Regions from separate parts of the Mus musculus genome. Here region 1 is linked to region 2. Evidence: chromatin contacts called from ENCODE Hi-C or POLR2A ChIA-PET data. All regions are on one chromosome and are shown on one strand. The core of a region is the stretch at or near the end of the contact, and the rest is flanking DNA. Distances in the headings are between cores, read along the strand shown. Region 1 holds the start of Cdk14 (cyclin-dependent kinase 14). Region 2 overlaps Cdk14 (cyclin-dependent kinase 14).

Evidence for each region. Hi-C counts contacts between places; a loop is a spot of excess contacts on that map. ChIA-PET counts read pairs that join two places held with the same protein, here RNA polymerase II (POLR2A).
Region 1: a loop to region 2 is called in a map of heart, with 6 times the contacts of the local background. The contact joins the promoter of Cdk14 here to the enhancer-like site in region 2. A Hi-C loop is called at or near these places in 5 of 37 maps with a recorded cell type or tissue (all heart). POLR2A ChIA-PET finds 5 or more read pairs at or near these places in 1 of 5 experiments (Patski).

Annotation. Positions count from the first base shown.
Region 1 is chr5:5,375,614-5,381,649 of GRCm38, reverse strand. It overlaps Cdk14 (cyclin-dependent kinase 14), which reads left to right and starts at 1,399. Exons shown (of 15, transcript NM_011074.3): 1 at 1,399-1,615. The coding sequence starts at 1,525.
Region 2 is chr5:5,339,393-5,346,313 of GRCm38, reverse strand. The region is part of intron 2 of Cdk14 (cyclin-dependent kinase 14); the gene reads left to right. Among named protein-coding and RNA genes, the nearest start is that of Gm30151, 28 kb to the left of the region's middle. Within about 2 kb of position 3,418, at least 1 of the 3 ENCODE cell types and tissues checked has a DNase peak (open chromatin) inside an H3K27ac peak, as active enhancers do; it is heart, where a contact is called at or near this core.

The DNA of each region.
Region 1 (6,036 bases), core at 150-2,649, 37 kb before region 2:
CTGAGATATGGCTGTCAGGACCCAACATCCCTGCGTTTAAACTCTCTTGACTTTGCTATGGATTCCTGGCTCTCTCCTGTTAGGGGCTTGGCTTGACTAGCTAGCAGCTTTTTATCAGTGGCAATCTACCAAAACCCTGTAATGTGCTCAGCACAGGGCAGAACAAATCAGTGTTCTACCTCACAATTTAAGGAAGGCAGGGGGCTAGTTTTTGTTTTAAGATAAACATCTTTCGACAAAACACAAACTCCCCAAAACTTCCTTTAAACTAAACAGCATTGTCACACCCACAAAAGCTCCTATTACTTACCCAGCCAGATGACTCAAGATCACTAACGTTTCTTTCATAAGGACTTTGCTGGCCCATAATCAGTACACCAGGCCAACCCCCATCTTCCTTCACCCTCCCCTGGGAGACTGACGTTTGGAGCACCTCATTTATTAGAAAAAAAAAAAGACTGTTTTCTGCCGGAACTGTTTGTCCCGGGGCTTTTTAAAAAAGCCACTCTTAAGATCCTTTTCAAGTTCATTCACTGAAGTGGGGAAAGGAGGTGACAATAGGTTGTAAGTTTACCGATGACCAGAGTATCCTGCTGAGGAGTCACCCACAGTGACATTCCTGTCACCCAGAGACAGGGCTGAGGCAAAACGCAGGTGCCCTGACTTCTAGAAGTTCCGGGGTGGGGAGCATTTTCAGCTTTTGCACTGTACCCCAATAAAATGGGGCCTCTCCTGCCCTTTGGAGCACCCACTTTCCCTGCAAATTAAAACCAACCACCCCACGCCATAAAGTCTATCCTAAACCCGAATGCGTCCCCAAGGTCTTCGAGCACCTCGTCGGACACTCCCCAACATTTCCGGGTCGTGGGCCAACACGGACCGCACCGGGTGGACTGGCCCGCCTGCGGGCTGCGGTCCCGGAGCGCGCGGAAGGAGCGCGGCCGCGGCGGGCGGAGCGCGGGCGGCCGGGAGGGGGCGCCGCCCGGGCGCGGCGGGTCCGGGAGGGCGGCGGAGGCCTGGGAGTCGGAGTCGGATTCGGAGCCGGAGCGCGGCGCGGGGTCGCGCGGGGGTCCCGGGCGCCAGGCCTCCGGCGAGGGCAGTCGCAGGTCTCCGTGCAGCGCCGCCCCTCGGGCTGGGGAACTTGTCCCGCTCGCCCGGTCCGCAGCCGCCTGCGCCTCCTCGTCCGCGGACCCCCATCTCCGGCCGCGGCCGCGCGGCTCTTGCTTACAAAGGAGGGAAAATGCGGCGGGCGGCCGCGCAGCGCGGGGGCCCCCGGGCGGCGGGGATGGCGGCAGCCCCCGGCACCACGTAAGACGCCCCCGCGCGCCCAGCCTCGGCCCAGGCCCGAGCCCCGCAGCCTGGCGAGCGCTGCGCGTCGCCCGCGGCCCGCGAGGAGGCGGAGGCGGAGGAGCAGGACGAGGCGCCGCCTTCCCCGCGCCGCGCGCCCTCGCCCGCCGTTGTCTGCGCTGCGCTGCGCTGCGCTGGACCAGTTTCGCGAAGTTGCCGGGGCCCTACGCCGCCCAGATGTGCGACCTCATTGAACCGCAGCCGGCCGAGAAGATCGGCAAGATGAAGAAGTTGAGGAGAACTTTGTCCGAGAGTTTCAGCCGCATCGGTGAGTGTAGTCGACTGTCCCCAGTGTCCTGCGGGCGATCCCGGGGCTCGCTCCCTCAGTCCCCGCGCCCACTCCGTGCTCCGGGCACCAACCAGGCGGCTGCCACCTCGGGGTGAGCTGCGAACCAGGGATGAAGGAGAGGACTCCAGGCTAGGGCAGGGACCAGCTGGAGGGCCATCCCTCTGCCCCCAGGACCTGGGCTTCGTTCGTGGACTGTCTTAAGCCTCCAATTTGAGTTCCTCCTCCCCGCCAATAGTATCTTTGGCGCCCGCAGTGAACCGGAGAGGGAACACCCGGTCCCCACCGCCATCGGGTTTCTGTGGCCACCTAGGTTACTTAAAGCGAGTTGGTTTTAAGTGCTTAGCCAATAATTTAGCTTTGGGAATTGTTGAAACGTTGACATGTGCCTGATGTTGTTTAATGTACTCAACCTAGAGGAAGTGGGACAGATACCTTGGGACCTTTTGTTCCGTACTCCGGGTCCTATAATTGGAGGTTTGGGTGTTCGGTTTGTAGGTCTTGAAACCTTCCAGCTGCTGTGGTGAAGGGTGAGCTGTGAAGTTGTGGAGACATTTATGAATATGTCTCCTGAACTTGCTCCATTAGTGCAGTCCAGAGGCTATTGTCTTCTTTAAAAAAAAAATCAACCAACTTAACAGAGCATAAACACACAGCATTAACAAAACAAAACAAAACAAAACGCTCAAGGAATGTTTAGGATACTTAATGAATACATGCTATAGGCTGCAGCAAGATGACAGCTGTGTCCGGTGGAATGGGTTTGTTGAATCTTGAGTGTTGGTGGCAGAAAGTGCCTGTAAACCTGGAGGCATAGCTGCTACCTAAACTTTGGTCCTTAACTTTCTTTGATACAGGTAACTGTGCAAAGCAAGGGAATCCTATAAGCCCCAAGCCAACACATGGGAGTGTCCCAGCATACCTTCTGGCCTTTGGCTCACCTGTTATGTTAGTGAAAGTTAATTAATTAATCATAAGCTAATTCCTTAAAGCCCTGATGTGCCAGTGAGTGTCTGCAGTCTGAAGACAGTTTGCATGTATGGACAATGAACTATGAAAACATGGATAAATATTTAGTCAAGCTTATTATTATTATTATTATTATTATTATTATTATCAATTTTGTTTGACACTTTGCTTTTCCTGAGAACACTGTAAATCATGTGCAGAAGTCATATTAGTCGTGCCTTTACTTATTACATGCGTTGAATGTACACAGACTCATTTTTCTGAGTTAGGCCTGTGAGTGTGGAGTCCTACATTCAAGTGAAGTTTGAAGCCAAGAGGAGTGTGAGAGTGAGGTGTGGAGTCTGTGCATTATTAACAAGGATGTTTCAGGGCTGGACCCAAAACACCACCCAGGCGGGTTCTGGAGTCCATTAGGGCCTGTTCTAAAGCACATTAGCTAGATAGTTACTAATGCTAATGATTCCGTTGGAGCCCCTCCAGTTTTGTGTTAAATAATTCATTGCAGTTGAGTCTCAGTAAGAAACCAAGGGTAATAATATAAAAATCCTGTATGTTTAAATAATTTTAGGGTTTGATGGCCAATCAGTACTGTTTGGATTAACTGCAGTGTTGGCAGTAGATATTATAGTTAATTGGGCTTCCTGGATTCCTCGGCTTTAGTCGTGTGAGAGCTCCCTTCTGAGTCTAACGCTCCTCACCAATGCCTGGTATGATTATGTGGCCTTTATGTCCATTCTCTAGGAAACAGTACAGCTCAGTAAAGAAAGCTGATAATGTCTTTATTGAAAGAGGACTCAGAAGAGCAGATCTTACTGTGGTACATTGTGAAAGAAATTATTGACATTTTTAAGTGATTTTTGTTGTGTATGCACCAAACCCAGGATATTTATTAGAAAGAGCACTACTGAAAAAGTCATCTTCTATGTTTTCCCTCACACTCAGAGGCAGTGAACTCAGTTTGCTGACTGAAGGATGTTTTTGAGGACCGAGAGACAATGCAATGAGATTTTTCTATGGGTTCATATAGTTTATAAGCAAGGGATGTGGTCTGTGGGTTTTTTCCCCACTTGGTGAAATGATGACGCAGTGTCTTGTGTGGCATGCAATGAGGACTCAATAAATGTTTGCAACGTGTTGTCATTATTAGGGATCAGATCATACTGACATGATAGTGTTATAGGTAGAAAGGAAGAAGAGGAGAAGTGGCTACAGATTTGTAGTATAACATCCTAAAAACATGGTAAGCGTTGGAGTTGGACAGTTGTGAGCCTGGCCCTCTCTTTTCCTTGGCAACCAGTAATTCACTTAAATTCCTGCATCCTCACCTGCATAGAGTTGTATAATTGTGGAGATCAAATGAGACAGAATAACACTATCTGATACATCATCTATAACATGGTGAGGATCAGTTCCGATTTCTGTTTGTCCCTTCTTACCTACTTTTCTTCATTGAGTGGTCAAAGGATAAACAAACGACCCAACATCACCATGTATTCCATGACCCAGTCTAAGAGAGCCTTTGAAATATACATATTGGCTTTATTTCCTTTTCTTAGTCCTTTTTAGGTATAGTTTGTTATATGGTGAAATATCCATATCATTGTTCAGCCATAAGAAATCGCTAACCATTTGCCTAGAAAACGATGACAGTGCATGCATGCATGTGGTCTGCAGTCAGTGATTGTTTTTAATAGTGATTCTGACTACAAAAGAAGTAGGATTGTTTAATTTGTCATACATCATAGACCATGCTGACTTTGTCACCGTCAACCCCAAACAGAACTGACCCGAGATTGCTACATAAGGTCAAATGAGACACATTAGGTTTCAAGCCACAGGGTTCTGATTTATGACATCTGCCAGGTAGTGACTACAATAGAGCTATGGCTCTTTTATAAGATGAGCATAATTAAATTCTAAAGTCAAGCATCCATTTCCACAGTGACTATTTCTGGTTTCCTGCGCAATAGCTCAGTGTGGTCACCTATTTAGGATGGTGGTCTTGTTTTTTTTTTTTAGCAGGATTCCTCCCCTTCCTGACTTAGAACTTGTAGGCTAGCTAAGGTAAGCTGGAACTTAATTGTAGTTAGTAGCTGAAATGAGCCCATCCATTCCTGGCGCCGGTTCCTTTTTTGACTTCACAGGCAGGCTAATGCAGATGCCGACCCTCCTTCTCACCTGGTGGGATTCTTTCCCCGGGAAAGGATGCGCATGCTTGCTATTAGAGAGGAGCCCATGTATGCGCTTGTTTAGAGGATGTGGGTGGAAGGAGGAAGCTGAGATTAGGGGGAATGCTTGTGGGTTTCTTGCCCTCTGCCTGTCGCTGTGTAGCTCTACATTGTCATTGACCAGCCATTCCATGAAGAATGGTAGATAGATGTAAAGTGCTCAGGTTTACGGTTTCACTGTTGTGCCAGATTCTTCCCCAAAGCAGCTATAAATGGTTTTAATTTGGGCTCAGTGAGGAGAGCTTGCCCAGTATGTGTGAGGCCCTGAACTCTGGGCCTAGCAAGAGGGAGGGGCAAGGGGAGGGTGCAGAAGACGGAGTGGATATTATAGTAATGGGACTTATGTTTATGGTTGTTACATAAAAATATATATGGTTTTCATTTGCCAAAACCTTAGTGTACATTAAAATATGACCTTCTCTCTCTTTGCCACTGAGGTAGGACTCCTTAATGCCACATGTTACCATATACCTTCTGGCGCTAGATATTGTCCTGGAGTTAGTGCTCAATATGGCTGGAACACAGGCTAGTGAATGAGCATTGCTAGCATAAAGTGGCAAATTCCATAATGAAGATTAGTAGTGAAGGTGCCATGGAGGACACAGCAGGATCTCCTTGGTGAGTTACTAAGAAGCCTTTTGGGAACTGTGTCTGAACTGAGGACCAGATAGAGTATCAACAACTCCATATCTATCCTTTTGTTAAGTCAGAGTAGCACAATTTGCTTATTGTCCCACGACATCCTTGAGGACCATTGTGGTTTTACATTTACATAAATGATTAATGACAATCAGGGAACATAATCAATAACAAGATGTTGTGTGCTTGTTTAGGTCAGAGTTTACTCACCAGTGACCTGATAGCTATCTGGCAAGAACACCTTTAATTGGTCTTTGTTATTCCGTCAACTCCCTTTTAGGGCAAGGTGTGCAATATTTAGAAGAAACCATGTCAGGTGTCAATCTATCAATGAAAGGTATCTATTGAGTAATAGGCTTTTCAGTCCAGCTTTGTTCTTCCTGTGGTAAGCAGGGCCTCACGGAGTCACCATGCAGTGGGAATCATCGGCTTTTCTTTATTGCTTAGCAAATGCACTTAGAATTTTCTCTTTGTCCCCACCCTCCAACTCCCTTTCTAACTAATCTCAGATCCACCCGTTAGAGCGGGATGATGGGAAATTGTCAGGACCAAGAAGGCAAGAAAGAG
Region 2 (6,921 bases), core at 2,169-4,668:
CCCGTGCTTGCTTTTGTATCTAGAAGAATATGCAAAGAAGGAAAAGAAGTATAGAGTTTTTGGATCAGGCATCAGTGGTTCCTTGTTAATCTGGAATATGGTTCCCTTCCTGGATATGGCAATGCGGCTGTCTCTTATCTTGGAATACACATAGTAGGTCTCTTCCGTATGGCCTATTTACTCAGCACGTGCTCAGCACTAATCCTCAGGTGGATACTTTCCCCCTAGACATCTATTTAGTGTAAGGTTTAAAGACGTAGATGTACACCATAGTTTTTTTTTTTTTTTAAAACATCTTATAAGGTGAGAACATATGGAGTTTAGGTTTATCTGTTTTGACCTTAAAACTGATACCCATCAGCCCTTCTTCAGAGGATCCCAGGGAAGGAAACTTGCTGGATTCCCCCTTGTTTAAGCTCTTAGCTTCACAGAAAGCAGGTCATTGGCTGGAAGACAAAGAAGCAGAGAGCATCAGGGTCATTCCTTTGGGGAAGTCGTTCTCCACTTTATCTTGGGGGCCAGAGATTGGTTTAGGACATGTGAGGGATCGGGTCTCTTAATGTCCCCCAGAAAAGCCACTGTACTACCGTTCCATCTGACCTTGGATGAGTCCTGGGGAATTTTGTTTTTGGTGCCAGTCAAACTTAACAAACACCAAATGGGTCTGGCCAGAAAAATGAACCAAAGAAGCACTGTTACCTGCAAACCATCCTTAGGGTAGATCAGCCAAGTGACAGACTGGGACACTGATCTTATCACCATGCTTCAGGAAAGTTAGTAGTAAAGAAACATACACACAGCTTCACGTGGTGATCCTTAGCAGCCTGAGGAGCCCCCCCTAAACTGTTGGGGCCTTGACTCAGGCCAAACAGGGATTGGAATTTGTGGCTTCAATTGAAGGAATTTTAGAACTGGCTTTTATAATGAAGATATTTTAATGTAGGCTTAAGCCCGAGGGTTAAGGAAAAAGAGGACACATGCAGGTATGAGCGTATATTCCCAAGGGGAAGTGGCCTTCACAGATGGAACGTTTTAACATAGCATGGACTTTATGTTAAATTATTTATCTTATTTATAAAAAAAGAAATGCAGGATTATGTATTTGGGGAAGAGTGTCAGCAGACAAAGGCCAGATGTAAATAAATCAAAATGTTTTGAAGGCAAACAAAACAGAGACAAAACAAAGCAAAGCCCAAAATGCTTTCAATAGTTTTCAGATGAGCAAAAGCTGAAGACAAACCCAAACAACCAGAATCCAAAATGCCTTCAGAGGTATGAAAACAAGTAGAAAATCAAGCCAGATGTCTAGACCAAAATGTTCCCGAAGCCACACAAGCAAAATAGACACCTTAAATCAAACACTCTGGAGAGAAAGTAAGCCCTAAACAGCATCTACCAAATAGCATCCTTAAACAACCATACTGGGCTAAACAAATTCGTCATCAGCCACGCCCCAGGGAGATAAGGATTGTGCCTGGTGGCTCCGTGCCTGTTCCTTACTTGCATGAAGGAGGCTTCTCTAGTGAAAAGTGAGTTATTCTCCTAGCCCCACATTGGGTGCCATTATTATTGACATAATGTAACTCGTATCTCAGTGAGACTAAGAGAACATTCTGGAGCCAAATATGAGTGTCTGAGTGACTGTCCAGTATAGAAACCAAACCAAAATAAAACAAAATAGTACAAAGAATGCCAGCTATCAGGACACTGATACAGATATCAAATACAGTAGTGGAACATCAGAGAGACAGGTTACACCAAGATGGAGAAATCACTACCATTTGCCTCAGATCCTATTAGCTTTGGGGTTGGTGGAAACTAATGGTCGGCCAAAATAGTATGTTCCAAAGGGAAACTAGTGCTCTGCTGTAAGTTGGAACTTTCTGTGTGATGCTTGCAAAGCCCTTAGGTTAGGGACAGAGGACTGTAATACAAGGCTCCGAGAGGCTGAGAGGGCTAAAGATGCTTCATATCTGGACTTGGAGTGTTCCAGACTCAGCGGAGCATTGCAGCTCTGAGCAGCTGGGCAGGCACATGGAGGGTTCTTTTGAAAGTCTACGTACTTTTTGGATTTTTTTTTATCCCAAAAAGCTCAGTAACATGTTTTTTAAAAATGATAGTTTTTCCCCTTGATATTATAAAGTCAGTGATAAGCTGAGCAATTTACCCTGAAAGGACTGAGTTAGCCAGAGCCAGGCTGACTCCATGAGAGGCTGCAAACTGGTAGTCTGGGAGACTAGGCCTAAGTTTTCTGTTTCCTGGATATGAGAACCTGGATCCAGGAACCTGTGGTCAGCCAACCACTACTGTGGGCAGCCAAACCAAGGATTCCTTGCTACCCTGGAAAGTCCCCAGAGTCCTAACCAATCACAAAGGCTCCACAGCCCTGAAGACAGAGCCAACCACTCAAGGGAAAGAGAAGCAAAAGTCACCCACTCCTACGCTGACAGGCTTTAAACTGACCCTGCAAAGCATACACCCAGAGAGTCTCCATTGGTAAATGGGGAGACCCCCTGCGTGCAGGAAATCCTTTATTTGAGTCTGGGGTATCATTCCCCAGCAAAGCATGGACCCTTACAATCCATCTAGACAAGGGCATTTACTCTGCCCTGTGTTCTGGACTCATGACTCCAAGTTCTTAGGTTTCCATTGTTGTAAACTGTATTTCCTAATCTTTGAGCTGTTTAAAGCTCTAACAGTTCAAGCAGTGGAGGGAGTGTTGGCCTTTTGGCTAAGAGGAAACAACCTGACAGAGTTCCAAAGTAGGACAAAGTTTGGTCGTCACAAGCAGCCCTTAGGGAGGAGGCTTTGCAGCAGCTGTGGATTCAGGCCTGTGATCAGGCTCCTCACTCTGTGACTACAACACAGTAGCTGAGTCACCCTGAGCCCCAGTGTGTCCTCCTGTGTGGTAGCTGCCAGGCCTCCCAGTACCTTGAGCCAGGGTGGTATGTGTGACCTGCCTGGGGCCGCCAGGCTCCAAAGCTCCTCAAGAGTGAGGGAAATATCTAGTGTATGTATTAATATAAAATACCTGGTGTGTAAATTAAGGCCTCAGTGTCTTAGCTTTTTTCTTCTTCCGTATAGACATTTGAGGCTAGTCTAAAGAAAATAATTGAAAAATGACTAGACTATCATATTTTACTATTTGCAAAAGATTTAATTCATATACCAACTGGCCTTTTACACCTTGGATATTTTTGTCCTGTTAATCACTTACAACAATGTCTTAAGTCTCGGAAATTCATTACAAGCCTCTATAAGAGAGAAGGCTTTGTGACAAAAGCCAGCTGCCCAGACATTTCCCCTCTCCTCACCCATCCCCCAGCAGGCTGCTGAAGCAGTGTGTTGGCATGGCTCCAGATTTCCTGAGTGACAGAATTGTTCCCAGGCCAGGAATGAGAGGAAGATGGCTCCAGCTACTTTGCTGGCTTCTGATGGAAGCCTTTCAAACTGACTCAGATCCAGCACTTTCTAACCGTTGGGAGCGCTGCTTTCAATCTGGAACGCAGAAGTCTTACAGTTAAGCATGGTTCCCGAGTCTACTTTTCAATTTTAGGAAATCCCTTTTTTGGGGTGTGTATGGCAGGGGGTACCACGAAACACTGTGAGTTGCTTGTAAGCTACCGTCCCACTTGTACAAACAAATACCATTGATTTTGATCTCTGCCTGTGTTTCCCACCTGGAGCTGCGCCCAGGATCTGAGCCTCAGTTACTGACTTTTTTTTATTGTATTCTGAGAGGGGAAAGTGTATCCACTGAAAGGCCGGGAATGATTGACTATTGTCCGTGGAATTTGTTTATCTTTTCCAAGCCTACATTCCTAGACTGTGAGAGAACTGGGCATCCCTGTGAGTGCACTTGGGCCTTGTTAGCCCCCCTCTCTTGGCATCGTTTTTAATAAAGGCTTTCTCCTTTGGGAATGAATTCAGGGATTTAGGGATAACCCCCACCCCCCAACGTTTCTCAAAGGCTGTGTCACTTAGCACTTATTAAAATAAGTGTTGAGATAATTCTAATGCGCTCCCAGGCCATCACTGTCAACTAGAAGTACAGTGTAAGTGACATTTCTTCCTATCAGTCTAATTTTAAAAGAGGGAAACATAAATTTATCTTGCCTTCACCCCCAGTGGTTGTGATCAGCCTTGATGTCACGCGTATGCCCATATCTCAGCAATGTGCTTAGCCCCGTCTATCCCTAACTCTAAATATCAAAAGCAGAGTAATCAGGGCAGAAAATGAAGGTAGGAATCAGTTTTGGAATGTTTTCTCATTTCATTTCTGTTTTCAAAAATTTACTGGAAGTCTGGTTCTTACAACCATGCAGGTGGCTAGTGGCTATCACCTGGCCCACATAAATCCAGGCCGAGACTCTTGTTACTTTCCTATCAGAGGGTTCGCGGTAGAGTCATGAGGGTGAACACGAATGCCCACAGAAATGTAGAGAGACTTTTAACTCGTGATAAAAGATCCCTGTGTAGGGCTTCCTATGTAGCCCGTGTGAGGGCATCTGAGATAGGCTGGCCTTGTTGGACTGATAGAGTGTGCTGTCTACAGTGAGCTTGGCAGGAAGGACGAGAGCCAGCACTTAGCACGCTCCCTGCTGCATTTGCTCACTTGGAAGCCCTGGCATCTGTTGAAAACTGTGAATTGGTTTTTGTTTGTGATTAGTCCTTGGTTTTATTTTTCTACCCAACTATTTTTCAAGGTCATGTAGTTTAGTGAGACAGGGCTGGGTTTTGATACTAGCTCCACGCTTCATGTTTCAAGTTACACTGTGTTTTTACCAGGTCCTTCAATTATGAAAATGATTATGAGTGCTGAAGGCCGTCACTGAGACGTCAGTGTAGGTGGTTGTGGGGGAATTTCAGCCATTGGAGGATCCCTAGGTTCTATCTCTTGTAGACAGCGCATCTCAGGCCTTATGTGAATATGACTCTTTGGAGGGTCTGCTCAGTGAGGCTTCATGCAGTGAGCTTGAGGTGGAGGCTCAGCTTTTTCATTTTTCACAAACTCGCAGGTGATGCTATCCTGGTCCTCAGTCCACACTGGTGCCATGGTAACAAAGCTCTAGGCCCTCATAAGTTTTCATAAACCTGCTACAAAAGAATAAAGTAAGAATAATATAGTGAGATTTTCCTCCGGGCTGAAAGTACTCTTGTTTTATATCTTTTTAAAATTCAGAGATAATTTCTTCCCTGCTTTGTTACCATGGTTATTGTAAATAGTAGTTATTATTTTTTAAAGTGACCTTTCATGGCAGTTCAAAAGCTAACAACATTTCATGTCTGTACATTAATAAAATAAAATAAGTACACTGCATTACAAACTTGTAAAGTCTGATGTCATCTACCTTTTAAGTTAGCAGTATGCTTACAATTTTTTCCAGTTTATAGCATTTTGTATTGATAGTTACCTGGGTTGTTTTCAGTGTCACTGTCACCAGGGTTCATCATCATCATCATCTTTACTTTGTCCCTAGTTTTGTGAGTTTGGTCCTGATATCCATAGATTCTTAGTCACTCCATACACTCAGGGTGGCTTTACTCTGTGGTAGTAGTACTGTGTTTTGGAAACTTTGTTTGTCACAAAGACTATAGTGTGCTACTAGTTCTTGGTGGGAGGGGTGACATATTTTGTTATATACGGAATATACAAACAAGTGAAGACTTACTGTCTGTGTTTTGTAAAATATCTCAGTACTCCTATTTGAGATTCAGTTAATGGAAAGCTTGTCTCTGATTGACCAGATCTAAGTCAATTTACAGTATAAACACTGCCTGTGTTTTTGTTTGTGTTTGTGTATGTGTGTGTCTGTGTGAGTGCATCTCTCTTCCTCCCCCAAGCCCCTGTTTGTTTGTGTGTGTCTCCATGATCCTAGTTTTACACTGCAAGGTTTAAGAACATGACTGCTGAGCAATTCAAATGTTCTTTTATGTAGGTTATTTTATAAAGATATTCTTTCATCTAGGCAGACTCAATTGAAATCATAGAACCACTTGTAGACTTGTGTTCTATGAACTGTGCTAACACAGAGCTGTAGGACATACACTGACTATGAATGTGTTTGTACTTATTTGTTTTTAGGGCACATTTCTAACTAATCTGTGAGAAGTGCTCAAAAACTCAGGTAAATGTACTTTTACAGAACTTATTTTACATTAAATCACTTAGTGTAGTTATACCCTTATTTCACATTTAATCTCTTAGTGTAGTTATACCCAAGCATTTACATCTTTAGATAGATATATATGGAAATATATTACAAATTACTTCTTTTTATTTTTGCATTTATGTGTCAGGTTATGCATTTTATTATTTTTCTTCTTCTGTTTAGGCATTGTCTCTGTAGATTGCAAGTTTTTTTTGTTGTTGTTGTTTTTTTTTGTTTTTGTTTTTGCAAAAAATGGAAGACAGTCTGGTCTATATGGTGAGCTCCAAGATAGCCAGATCTTGCATGCCACAAAACAAAACAAAACAAAACAAAACAAAACAAAACAAAACAAAACTACAGAAGAAGATGGAGGAGTGTCTCATGTTTTGGTAAATGCTAAGCATATGTTCAGTTTAGTTCCTCAGACTGCTCATTGTGCTTCTCTTTGCTGTGCCATCTACAACCCTACTGATAGGTAACAGGCCACTGTGTGGAAAGTCATAGACCATCACTTGCCGGTGGGATATGCTCAGAGAGGCAAGTTTTAATAAATACTGGGTAGATGAGATCATCAATACTATGAATTTATATTACTCTACTATTTAGTATTACTTCTCTGAGCTTCCCAATGTTATAAAATTTAGCCCAGTATCTGTTTTATGTTATACTTTATAAGGTAATACTTTCATTTAACATGTGAGTCATGGCTACTAGGTGTCTGCCTCAAAGAGAAGTCTTTGTTCTTTGAAATTAATAGTAGTTACAGAAG